2 separate regions of the Homo sapiens genome follow, and region 1 is linked to region 2. A link is a contact called in ENCODE Hi-C or POLR2A ChIA-PET data. All regions are on one chromosome and are shown on one strand. The core of a region is the stretch at or near the end of the contact, and the rest is flanking DNA. Distances in the headings are between cores, read along the strand shown.

Region 1 (3,714 bases), core at 17-2,516, 2.1 Mb after region 2:
CAGTTATCAAGGCCAGGGATACTGGCCCATCTGCTGAAGAGGCCCTGAGAGGGAGGCTTTCAGAGCCCCCAGAGAGCTGTGCCCGCCACCAGCCCCATCCCCATGAAAGGCCAAAATCCTAGGGACTCTGGCCTTACTGAGAGGGTGTCTTCCTTGGGGTCACAACCAAATTTGGCCATAGTAAACCCGACAGCTTCCTCTACACAGGGCCTCCACTCCCTCACCCATCCCAAGAGTCGCAGCCCCTGCTTCTCCCATTCCCCACCCCTCCATACCCCTCCCAGCCGGGCCCTACTGACTCAGCTCCAGCCTCCCGGGCTCCCACGTGCCTTCACAGCCTGCCTGTGGCAGGACAGTGCTCCCCTGTCCCTTCGGTCTCTAGGCCTCATGTCCCCAACTCCAGCCCCTTCCTTCACATGTTCGAGGAGTTAAGGACATCAGCTTCTGGTGGCTGAGTCCGCCAAGGAGACCCTCAGAGCCCCTAACTTGGGCTAAGTCCCTAGAGCGGTCCTCTCCCCCACCCTAAGGCAGAAGCTCCAGAGCCCTCCCGCTGGGATGCAGAGGTGGCTCAGCCTGCGAGCTTCCCGCTACAGTGCCTCCAGGGTCACCTGCTCCTTGCTCCGGAGACACAAGCAGTGACACTGTCCCAACGGATGAACAGACAGCCCAGCCCAGCCTCTGCCATGTCCCCATCCCCCACCCCCACCCCCAGGGCAGGGGCAACACCTGGGCCCACAAGGAAAAGAACGAAAGTCAACCTGTCGGCTACAGCGAGGACCCCCTACTTGGGGGGTAGAGTCCCCAAGTCCCACCCCCGCCCCTGACAAGAGCCATGCAAACGCCTCCCTTCCCCGCCTCGCGTCAGACCCGGCCGGCCGCCTGGCGACGTGTTCGGGTGCCAGGGCGCCAGCACAGTCCCGCGGCCGGGCCGTGGGCCATGACGCCCCCCACTAGAGGGGTGGGAGAGCGGGAGCGCCCTCCCGGCCCCTCCCGATCAGCCCTCCATTCAGCCCGAGCCAGCTCGCTTGCCCTCCCCCGCTAACTTTCCCCCACTCACCACCCCATGGACCAGAAACTCAAAAAGTTTGCTTTTCGTGGCTTTGCGCGCCCCTCCGGCAACTTCGTCCGCGGCCATCGGGGTGGGCTCAGCGGCTCCTCTCACTCTCTCTCTCTCTTCCTCTTTCTTTCCCTTTTCTGCCTTTTTTTTTCCTCCAACTCTCCCCTCTGAGTCCTGCTGGGCTCTCTCACACTTCTACTCGAGCGGAGTGGGGAGGGGGCCCCTTCAGGGCTGCCCTGACGGCCCACGGCCCACGCCGCCGCCGCCCGCCCGCCGCCGCCGCCGCCGCCGCGGCTGCCGCATTCCTGCACTGATAAGACAGAAATAGTCCGGCGGCCCGGGGTCTGCCTGTTGACTCGGCGGGGACGGGGCCGCCTGCCTTTCCAAGCCCGCTGTCCAAACAGCGCAGATAAGCGGCGAGGCGCGCCGACCAGCCCGGCCGCGGGCGCTGGGCAGCAGTGCTGCAGCCCGAAGCCGCCGAGGCCCGCGGGAGGCGGCGCGGGGAGGGGACGCCAGGGGAGGCGGCGGGGGGTCGCCGGCCACCGGCTCTCGCCACAAATAGTTTCTCCGTCAGGGAATTCGCCGGCCGCGCCAGGCAGGGAACAGTCAGTTCCAACTTTTCCCCCAGCGGCTCCTGCTGCATTTCTGAGGCCCTTTCCCCAGAGACCTGGCAGGCCGAGCAGGGAAACATTCGCTGGCAGGAACCGGGGGAGCCCGGCCCGCGAGGCCTCGCGCCTGCCCGGGGCCGGCGGCGGTGGGTGTGCCCGGGCGGCGGCGTGGCCCTGCGTCCACTGCTGTGTGTGCCCTTGTCTCACACGCCGTGTGTGTCCGCGCCCTTTTGTGGCGTGGCAGCTTATGTGCGTGCAGACAGACGCCCTGTATGTGTGCCTCCCTCCACGACAGCCTCCGTGCGCGCGCGCCTGCGTGTGTGGCAGGACATGGCCTGTGCCTTTCAGCTCTGTGAGAGGCTATTTCTGGGTATGTGAGTCTTTGTTTGCCGCTCTGTGAGAAAGTGAGGGCAATAGGGGAAGTATTTCAGAAAGAGGGACAGGGATTGTGCTCATGAGAACAGGAAGAGAATGAATGTGGGGAATGGCGCAGCGCCAGGGGGGTGCTCGGGTGGGTGCGTGGAGAGAACGAGGCAAGCTGGGCTTGGTTTCCTTGGGGTGGGGGTGGAGTGGGGTTAGGGGACCCAGAGGAGTTGGGGCAGCTGGGCTGGGTATAGTGGGTATATTGGGCCGGCCTCAAGACCCCAAAGAGAGGGGTCTTGAGGCTGGGGTGTGGCGTGGGGTGGCAAGGGAGCCCCAGAAGGGGCGTGTGGAAGGAGTTGGCAGTCCCTGGAGTGGAGGAGGGACCGGAAGGAGGAGGGGCAAATCCTGACATACCCAGGCAGGGAGTCCTGGGCCTACCCAGGTCCCCAAAGGCCACGCCCCTTTTTTCTCCTTCTTGGGGAGGAGCCGTGGGCTTTGGAACAAGGCCCTTGGGTCAAGTTTGGGGGTCTGCTGGGGCCTCACTGTGAGAATCCAGGTGAGGGCAGGACCATAGCCTAGTGCCTAGGGGAGTTTGTTGAAACACTTACTTGAAGTTGGGCCCTGAAGACTGAAGGGTACTGACCCTAAACCCTTCAGAATGCCTTTGCCCAGGGGGTCCTTTCTGCCTGCAGCCTGATTTCTGCTGGCCCTGGTTGTGCTCTTGGCTGTCACTGTTCATTTAGGTGCCCACTGTCAATCTGAAATGTCAGGGAGGACATCTGGTCCAGGTTGCTCCTCCACCACCCCTAGCTTGAAAGGGGACCTAGAGATCCCCTTGCTACCAAATCTCTCCCAGGGCTTTAGCCTAGACTACCCCCCACACACCCCCACACACAGAGCCTGGGCCCTGACACGGTGGGGATGGGTGGGTGGCCTGCCTCTGTCTGCCATAGGTCATGCTGCTGGGAACCTGGGGAAGTGACTTGCCCAGTCTGCCTGCTAACCTCCAGAATCCCCGCTCACTCCCATTTCTTAGCCCCTGCCCCCGATTCTTTTACCTGGAATGCCCTTTGCCTGCCCTCTGCCTTCCCTCTGCTTGTCCAAATCACACCTATTCTTTAAAGCCCAGCCCAGGCCCCACTTCCTCCAGGAAGCCTTCCTTCGTCCTACTTGTATGCAAAGATTTTTCTCTTCTCCAAATGCTCATTGCCATCTACCCAGCACCATGAATTGGCATTGGACTGGCCTGACGTGCACTGTGCTTCAAGGACATTAGCTTTGCTTTCCCAGAGAGGCTAAGGTCCCCATAAGGTCAGAGACTGATCTTTAACTCCCACTCTTCCTCCATGCCTGGGCACAGGAACTCAACAGTACCCCAGATACCTGATGCTTGCAAAGCTTAATGAGCCAATGCATGGAGCTGGTACTCTGCCATTTACCTGATGGTGTGAGTTACCATGGGCACCCCCACCCACCATGGGTGCGTCTAGCAGGGGCATGGGAAACCACAGGCCTTGGAGGTTCTGGGGGTTGGAGATAGACACCCCTAGGCTTTGTTAAAGCTCAGTGTTCTCAACTATTGGAGAGACCTTTTGGGAAAAGAAGACAGCAGAGGAGATGCTGGGCACTCCAGTTTGGGTAGCTGGGAAGTTTGAGGCAGGGCCTGGGAGATCCCGGGCTTGGTCT
Region 2 (3,730 bases), core at 44-2,543:
CCAGAACAGAGAGGAATATTCCAGGAGATTCCCAATCACTTAAAGAGGAGAGAAAAAAAGAAAGCCTGGCTGTAGAAACAAAGCTTGGAGAAATCAGAAAAGAATCTGTACCTGCCAAAGGAGGGTGGGGAAAAGGAGTGGGAAGCAAAAGGGAAGAATCAAATGCAAATAAGGAGCATTACATTCCTAAGATTATAAAATTTCATTGGGGGCACAAGAAAAACTTGCACACTTAAGCAAGTTATACTTAACTGAATGTAACAGGGTTTCTTGGATTAAGCCTCAGGATACGCCTTTCAAACTCTAAAACCGGTGCTCAAATTTTCAATACTACATTACAATACTACAGCATTTACGGTAAATTCGATTTACGCTAACCACCCAATTCATTTTAAGTTTTCTGTCCTTTCCTAGAGGGAGCGGTCTCCAATTTCTCTCAGTTCCAGCTTTCCTTCTCCTTTTTCTCATCTGCTTAACACTGATGTGCTTCTCTGAAACTACCTTCAGCAGGAGAGCACGGGCCCCAGAGAGACCCCGAGGTTCAGAGCCCCGACACTGAAGGCAGGGACAGCGTTGTTGATCTGAGCCTACAACAGGCCGAGAAACAGATCTTTCCCACCCGGATTCTTTCTCCCAAACCAACTTTTATTTATGTATTAAACAGACGGGGTCTGGCTGTTGCCCAGGCTGGAGGGCAGTGGCTATTCACAGGCGCGATCCCACTAACGATCAGCACTGGGGTTTTGCCCTGCTCGGTTTCCGAGCTGGGCCGGTTCCCCCTCCCTGGGGAACCTGGTGGTCCCCGCTCCCGAGAGGTCACCACACAGATGCAGAACTCAGAGGCACCGCGCGACGGACCTAGCGCATATACAGCGCAGAGCTCCCGGGCTCAAGCGCTGCTCCCGCCTCAGCCTTCCGAGTGGCCGGGGCCACAGACGCGCGCGGCCAAGCCCGGCCAGACCAGCTTTTCCCCAGGTCAATTCCAGAACAGCACACGCAGCAAGACTGCACCTTCTCCAGCCCAGCCCGGAGCTCAGTCCGTGGGCCACTGCCAACCCCCAGGCCCAGGCCCCGGCCGCCCCACTCCCTGGACGCGGACCCCAATCCAGCTGCGACAGGGACCCGAGTTTCGACAGAGCCTGCATCCTCCACCGGCCCTTCTTACCGAAGCCGGCTCGGCCATGGCGGTTCCGCACGAACCGGCCCTGCCTGGCACGGCCTCCCCTCCGCTCCGCCCCAACCCAACTCCCAGGTACAGCCCTGCTGGCCCCCAAAGGCAGAGCCGGCCGGGCGCGGTGCATGCTGGGACTCGGCGCTCGGAAGCGGAAGCCGCTCCGCCCCATAGCGCCCCCTGCGGGCGGGAGGAGCGGCGCCGCCAGAGGGAGTCGGTCCTCAGAGGAGGGGCCCGGGCACCCTCCGTGCGGGCCGCAGCACGCCGGTCTTTGAGGGACCCTTGGACTCCCGGATCTGCATGCGAGGGATGCGGTCGAAGACGAGATGAGGGAGCTGACGGGAGGGGAAACGGAGGGGCAGGTGAACATGGAGAGAGCAGGAACAGGGAGAGAGTAGGGACAGCGACTGGGAGACGCGCTCCACAGAAACCCGGACTGAGAGGCAGCGAGAGGGTGAGAGTCCGGTGCTGTTCCTTCCAAAGCTGCCCCCAAGTCAGGGATGAGCTCGAGGGTTTCGTTTGTGAGGGGGTCCCGGGAATCCAGCGAGGCCGGGTAGGTGGTGGGGGGCGCGCGGTGGCCCGGGGTGTCCGTCCCGCCGGGGGCGCGGAGGCCGTGTGGGCCCCGGGCATGTCCCGTCGGGGACGCGGAGGAGGGGTCCGCCCACCACGTCCGGTCCCCGTGGGTGCAGCGCCCTTCTGGGCTCCCCGAGCGTCCACACTCCCTCCTTGGCAGAGAAAGGCCTCGGGCAGAGACCCCATGCGGAAGCCACCCCGGCCTCGGGGCCGCCTGCGGGGACTCAGGGTCGCCCAGGGATGCGGGCCGGGCACCCCTAGCCCCCGGCGGGAGACTGTGACAGAGCGGGAGAAGACGGAGGAGGCCATGACACAGGGCGTGAGAAACACGAAGACGCAAAAACGGGAGAGGTGGGAAGACGCAGAAGGGGAAACCAGGGAGAGACAGAAAGGAGAGAGAGGGCAAGGAAGGGGGTGGCGACTGTCCCCAGAAAATCAACCTCGCATTCTGTCCTAGTCATGTTTTAGGTGTCAGGCTAAAGTAACAAATGAAAAGTGTGTAGTTAGAAAGGATGTCCATGAGAAAGTAGTCCCTGCATAGGCTGAGGAGCGTGTGCACATCTGTATTTGTCCCGGAATCGTGAAATGTAGATGCACCTTACTGATTAAAGGGTTAAAAAAAAAAAACCTTACATTAAAACTAACGTTTCGGATGGGCGCGGTGCCTCACGCCTGTAATCCCAGCACTTTGGGAGGCGGAGGCGGGCGGATCACGAGGTCAGGAGAGCGAGACCATCCTGGCTAACGGCGAAACCCCGTCTCTACTAAAAATACAAAAAAAAAAAAAAAAAAAATAGCCGAGCGTTGTGGCGGGCGCCTGTAGTCCCAGCTCCTAGGGAGGCTGAGTCGGGAGAGTGGCGTGAACCCGGGAGGCGGAGCTTGCAGTGAGCCGAGATCGCGCCACTGCACTCCAGCCTGGGCGACAGAGGGAGACTCCATCTCAAAAAAACCAAAAACAAACAAACAAAAAAACTAACGTTTCTTTGGGTGTAAAGTTCTATGAATTTTCACATATGTATGTATACGTGTAGTAACCACTGTAACCAGGATACGGAAGAGCCCTGTCCCACCCTGAAACTCCTTGTGCTGCCATTCTCTTCTGTGCTTCATTTGCTTTATGGTCACTCCCTCCGACACCTGGATCCTTGGCAAGGACTGATCTGCTCTTGAAACCTAGTTTTCTCTTTTTAGAAATGGTATATAAATGGAATCATACAGTATGATATAACCTTTTGTGACTGGCTCCTCAAAAGCGTAATGCTTTTGTGATTCATCCATGTTTACGAAGAGTCAAACTGTAAAATATTTAGAAGTTTATTCTGAGCCAAATATGAGTGAGGAAGGCCAAGGTACTGTCTGAAGAGGTCCTAAGAACATGTATCCAAGGTGGTTGGGTTACAGCTTGATTTTACACGTTTTGGGAAGACTTAAGACATCAGTCAATACATGTAAAGTGTACACTGGTTCTGTCAGGAAAGGCGGGACAACTCCAAGCGGTGCTTACAGGTCACAGGCGGATTCAGCGATTTTCTGATTGGCAATTGGCTATCTGAAGACCAGGTTCATAGAAAGGAGTGTCTGGGTTAAGATAAGGGGTTGTGGAGACCAAGATTCTTAGGATGTCTCATAGTGACTGTCTTTAGATGGCAAAAATTTCCTATTTAAACCTTTAAAAGGTGCTAGATTCTCTGGCCGGGCGCAGTAGCTCACGTCTGTAATCCCAGCACTTTGGGAGGCTGAGGCAGTAGGATTGCCTGAGCACAGGAGTTGAAGACCAGCCTGGGCAACATGGCGAAACCCCATCTCTACAGAAAATACAAGATTTTGTCAGCACAGTGGCAAAGACGTTAATCTCAGCTATTTGGGAGGCAGAGGTGGGAGGATTACTTGAGCCTGGGAGGCGAAGGTTGCAGTGAGCACAGATTGTGCTGACACTACAGCCTGGGTGAGAGAGGAAGACAGAGGGAGACTCTGTCTCAAAAAAAT

What was found. Hi-C counts contacts between places; a loop is a spot of excess contacts on that map. ChIA-PET counts read pairs that join two places held with the same protein, here RNA polymerase II (POLR2A). Pooled maps may share reads with other maps.
Region 1: a loop to region 2 is called in a pooled map, with 2.6 times the contacts of the local background. The contact joins the promoter of SMARCD3 here to the promoter of ZNF425 in region 2. A Hi-C loop is called at or near these places in 3 of 168 maps with a recorded cell type or tissue (CD4-positive, alpha-beta T cell and naive thymus-derived CD4-positive, alpha-beta T cell) and 7 of 50 pooled maps. POLR2A ChIA-PET finds 5 or more read pairs at or near these places in 2 of 52 experiments (GM12878 and OCI-LY7).

The regions. Positions count from the first base shown.
Region 1 is chr7:151,247,428-151,251,141 of GRCh38, forward strand. It overlaps SMARCD3 (SWI/SNF related BAF chromatin remodeling complex subunit D3), which reads right to left and starts at 1,267. Exons shown (of 13, transcript NM_001003801.2): 1 at 1,058-1,267. The coding sequence starts at 1,135. RefSeq lists a silencer at 1,838-1,927.
Region 2 is chr7:149,125,031-149,128,760 of GRCh38, forward strand. It overlaps ZNF425 (zinc finger protein 425), which reads right to left and starts at 1,294. Exons shown (of 4, transcript NM_001001661.3): 1 at 1,166-1,294. The coding sequence starts at 1,183. It also overlaps the pseudogene RN7SL521P and a transcript of ZNF398 not described here. RefSeq lists enhancers at 1-209, 457-1,008, 1,009-1,560, 2,224-2,273 and silencers at 719-892, 1,624-2,063.